2 separate regions of the Homo sapiens genome follow, and region 1 is linked to region 2. The links are chromatin loops, found by intact Hi-C in ENCODE. Cell type or tissue: Caco-2. All regions are shown on one strand.

Region 1 (2,500 bases), 80 kb after region 2:
GTTTGCAGGGGCAGCTCAGTGATACTGTCCAAGCATCCATGAGCTTCCCACCTCCCCCTACCACCATCCTCAAATTCCTCATGTCTCTTACCTCATGCTTACAAAATGGCTGCTGCCGCCCCAGCCAGTTCATCCTCATGCAATCTCACATTCAAGGCAGGAGGATGGGGAATGGCACAAAGAGCTCTCCTTGCCTGCCTGCCTACCTCTTGGTTTCCTAGAAGTTCCTTGGAAGACTTCTCCTTGTCTCTTGGGCTAAACTGTGTGTAAGCCCCTGTCTTGTTACTTCGAGGGAGGGTGTGAATGTATGCAGCTGGCATCTGGCCAGCACAGTGGGAGGCAGGGGAGGGAAAAGTGGGTTGGCAGTGGTTGTTGGGTGGCCACATTCAAATGATTGAAATGGTTTCTCTCTCCCTCTTTGTCGTTGTTTCCTGTGTTGTATACAGTTAGATTTACAAAAGTTATTTGTACATGTGATGTGGTTCCACTGTATGCACATATAAATAGAGGCCCTAAGCAAGCTTCCAAAGCCTCCAGATGATAGTGTTCCACTGTGAATATATACAGAAGGTTGGTTGCACATTGACATTAATTTAACCAGACCCTCTGTAGCTCATAGAAAGATTTTAGTTATTCTTTAAACTCAAACCTACCTACAGGTAGGTACATTAGCTCTAACTTTGAGGACTATATAGAACTCTAGCCAACAGCCAGTTGTTTGCTGAAAACAAGCTTTGTTTTATTAACATAACCCTCCTGATCTCCTGAGATAGGGGCAAAATTTCTTGAAAATGACCCGAGGAGGTCAGGAATTATTGTCCCCTGGGAGGAAGCAGAGGCTGGGGTGGAGCTTGGTTTGAGTTCTGCTTGTGGGACAGGCGGCTCCTGTTTCCCCTGAGTGGAGGATGAACAGAGCAAGAGACTCAAAGCATTTTAAGAATCTGTGTCAGTGTTTGTTAGCCAAGGGTGGAGAGCTGCTTGAAAGAAACGCCTGCCTGCCCTGGTGGAATGGTGGAACCTCATGCTTACACTGGGAGCCTGATCAAATGTTTTCTAGTAAAGGGTTCTGGGCACCTATATGCCTTCTGCTTATTCCCGTGGGAGACTAACGTGATAGGGTCTGGGTGCCTCCTTAAGCCCGTTGGTTGGAGGAGATGATTAGGGGAGAAGCTGAGAGGTGGTTCTGAAAAATATTTTGCTTTCTATTAAATGGCTGCTGAGCAAACGGAACTCTCTGTTCTCGTCCCCATTGTCTTGCCTTGAATGTGGTTTTGTGAAGACATGTTGCTTGGAACCACAGCAGCCATCTTGTGACTGTGGGACAAGAGGCCTAAGAATTAAGTCAACATGCAGACAATGATGGAGCAAAGAAGACAGAAGAAATTGGGGTTCTTAGTCATATGTTTGAACTACTACATTCAACTACAATTGTTGGGGGGAGGCTCTTAAGCAGTTTGAATCACATGTTCACTCATGAATCAGTTGGGTCTAGAGGGTAGACCAGGCTGCATCAACACAGTTGCTGGAGTCAGCCTCTGGCCCTTTGTGCCTGGGCTGGGGTGTGGAGGTGTGTCTACTATCTGATTACAGCTATGTTAGCCATTGTAATAATCATCCCAGTAGTGAACATTTGTCAAAGGCTTACTATGTGCCAAGCACCCTTTGTCCTCTTTTGGTTTTTTTTTGAGATGGAGTCTCGCTCTGTCACCCAGGCTGGAATGCAGTGGTACAATCTTGGCTCACTGCAACTTCTGCCTTCTGGGTTCAAGTGATTCTCCTGCCTCAGCCTCCTGAGTAGCTGGGAGTACAGGCACGTGCCACCATGCCCGGCTAATTTTTGTACTTTTAGTAGGGATGGAGTTTCACCGTGTTGACCAGGCTGGTCTTGAACTCCCAACCTCAGGTGATCCGCCCACCTCGGCCTCCCAAAGTGCTGGGATTACAGGCATGAGCCACCGCACCCAGCCTGTCCTCTTTAGTTAATATTAACATATTTAATTTTCATGACAGCCATTTCAGGTGGGGCAGTTATTATCACCCCTATTTTACAGAGCAGATAAATGAGCAGAGAGCGGTAGTTGGCCCAAGACCACATACCCAGTTAAGCATCATTGGATTTGGAGATCCAGTTCCTGGAGACTTCCCTCTTACACTTGATCCTGAACTGCTTCTCAAGCCTGAAGGATAGGTTTGGAGCAGGCCAGTCAACAGCATTGCTAATTGGAGAGTCTCACATGAGGGCAGGAGGAAGACACATAGGGGTTTTACAGTTATGTGTGTCAGGCCTAATGCCCTGTATCTTTGCTTATCAAAGTTTCTGAAAACCAGGATGTATTTAAATTGATTAAGATATTGGTATATTTTCCCAAAGAGCTTCTGTTGAATTGATTGTGCCTCTTAGTATGGTGACAAGCGTGTGTTGAGTAGACCTGGCAATGGGTAAAGCTAACAACACTTATTATGAATAAAACTGCTAATTGAGTTTTAATGAAACTGCTTA
Region 2 (2,500 bases):
AGATAGGAATTCTGAAGCCCAAGGAAAGGAGTCCTGACTTTGGGAAGGAGGAGAGGACAGTGGAGCGAGACCCTGGAACAAGGTGGTTCCAAGGCCTTTGGGGGCCTGGTCCTGCATGGGTGGGGTGCTGGGGCTTGGCCCCAGAAGAGCTACTTGGGAGAACTGTTTTGTTCTTTCCGTTCCTGGTAATTTGATAATTTTCCAACTAAAACTAGTTTCCCATCATAAATAATGCACTCCCTCTGTTCACAGGGATGGTTGCCTGTGTTGATGGCTGTTCTGCATGTACCAAGCACTGTGTTGATGGCTTTACATTGCTGTTATCACAAATACTTCCTCACTGCCTACCTTGCACCGGGCAAGGTTTATTACCGAGGACACAGCTGTGAACAAGGCAGGTAAACCCCTTCCTCTTAGGGAGCTCGGAGCCTAAAAGGAGGGGAGAACTAAAGGCAATCAGGTGAACTTTTTTTTTTTTTTTTGAGATGGAGTTTCGCTCTTGTTTCCCAGGCTGGAGTGCAGTGGCACAATCTCGGCTCACTGCAATCTCCGCCTCCTGGGTTCAAGTAATTCTCCTGCCTCAGCCTCCTGAGTAGCTGGGATTACAGGCAAGTGCCATCGCACCCGGCTAGGTTTTTGTATTTTTTAGTAGAGATGGGGTTTCACCATGTTGGCCAGGCTGGTCTCGAACTCCTGACCTCAGGTGATCCATCCTCCTCACCCTCCCAAAGTGCTGGGATTATGGGCGTGAGCCACTGCACCTGGCCAGATGAACTCTTACATAATTAAGTTGGCAGGGTAAGAAATGCACTGAAAATAAATCAGTGACTTTAAGAGGTGAAAAATAGTACACCCAATTCACATATGAAGAAACTGAGGTTTGGAGAAATTAACCCTTTTGTGTAAGATTGGACCTCCAGTAAGTGACAGAGCTGAGAGTTAAACCTTGACTCCAAATTCATGCTCTTAACCACTTGGATATGAGGCATCTGTGGGGGTCTGGCTTGGAGTGTGTCATCGTTCTCTGGGGGCTTTGGTGGTGGTCTTAGTTTTCTCATCTTTCAAATGAGGGTGTGCGGCAGGTGGGTTCTCATGCGTCATCCCCAAAGAGGAACAAACAAATGAAAGGATCTTGCAGGCCAGGAGGTCAATGACACTGTCAAGGCTTGTCTGCTGGAAGGTGCCTCTCCCCTGGGACTAGAAACATTTCTGTCCACTTTTCCCTGTCCCCTGAGGACAGAGCCTTTGGTATCACTTAGCATTAGACTCAACCAGAAGCCAGCAGCCTTGCTAGACCTGACACAGAATGAAAGGTCCTGAGCTGGGTGGGGGCACAAGGAGAGGATCAGAACAGTGAAGTGAAGTGAGCAAACCCGTAATAAACCTGGCATTCCTAAGAGGAGAAACCGCAAAGTGCAAGGTGCGACTTGAAAGGACTTGGCTGGGGTTCCCACTGCGCTGACAAAAGCAGGAGGGGCAGCTCACCCTCCAGCAGCTAGGCTCTGCCTGTGCCCTGCAGGTATCCTGCTCCACGGCAGGACTCATAGGCCCTCCCCCAGCAGCTGTGTGCACCACCTTCACATCAAAGTCAACAGTCCCAGCCCCAGGCTGTGAGCAAGAACCAGAAAAACATATTCTGCTCCTAGCAACACATTGCAAATGAAACTGACAAATGCCAACTTGCAGGACAGTCTCAATACTGAGTTCTCCCTATGGGCCAGGAAGCTTCCCCGCAAACCCTACTAGCCGGTGTTTCCTCCAAACTCATACTCAGTCCCAGAAACACAGTAGAGGGCCAAAATCTTTGTGCAGGCTGGAAAGGAGTATTGTTTAAATTAGGTGCAAAGATCTGTTCCACCTCTAACACATCCAAAAAAGGGAAAGAAGGGAGGCAAGGATGGGGAGGCCCTTTCAACAAACCAGACAGGAGAGGATAGCATACTTCTTACATTTAAACAAGGTGGCTTATCTAGCAAATGTAAGTGAATTTTAACATTTTGTAGATTCATGGCAGGGCGCGGTGGCTCAGGCCTGTAATCCCGGCACTTTGGGAGGCCGAGGTGAGCAGATCACTTGAACTTAGGAGTTTGAGACCAGCCTGGGCAACATGGTGAAACCATGTCTCTACAAAAAATACAAAAATTAGCCAGGTGTGGTGGCCTGAGGTGGAAGGATCACTTGAGTCCTGGAGGCGGAGGTTAGAGTGAGCTGAGATTCACGCCACTGCTCTCCAGCCTGGGCCACAGAGCAGAACCTGTCTCAAAAAAAAAAAAAGAAAAAAGAAAAATATATGGTAGCTTCTTGTTAGACAAGAAGTAGAGAAAAGGCCATAATATTTTCTTTACTTCTTGAGGGTTTATAGCCATTTTTCCTTTGCATTTTTTAGCTTTCGAAAATTGTGAGACTGCTACATGCTTCTCATAAGATATTGACATAATTCAGAAGTGTGTGAGATGTGAGCGAAAGAGAAAGAGACCTCCCCGCTCCCCATCACTGCAGC

The links. A loop is a pair of places that touch in the nucleus more often than their neighbours do. Peaks named below come from ENCODE experiments on the same cell type or tissue, not always from the same donor. Only the 100,000 strongest peaks of a DNase experiment are listed, where the experiment ranks them.
Region 1: it touches region 2 in a loop (4-fold over the local background); 4 of 110 quality-filtered maps call a loop at or near these places.

Annotation. Positions count from the first base shown.
Region 1 is chr20:57,246,174-57,248,673 of GRCh38, reverse strand. All of the region lies in intron 1 of BMP7 (bone morphogenetic protein 7), which reads left to right. Among named protein-coding and RNA genes, the nearest start is that of BMP7, 19 kb to the left of the region's middle. In Caco-2, no CTCF peak of the experiment used is centred here; a DNase peak (open chromatin) is centred at 939.
Region 2 is chr20:57,325,856-57,328,355 of GRCh38, reverse strand. It overlaps LOC105372687 (a long non-coding RNA gene), which reads left to right. Exons shown (of 12, transcript XR_007067670.1): 2 at 253-398. Among named protein-coding and RNA genes, the nearest start is that of SPO11, 2.7 kb to the left of the region's middle. RefSeq lists enhancers at 1,015-1,517, 1,518-2,021. In Caco-2, no CTCF peak of the experiment used is centred here; a DNase peak (open chromatin) is centred at 1,515.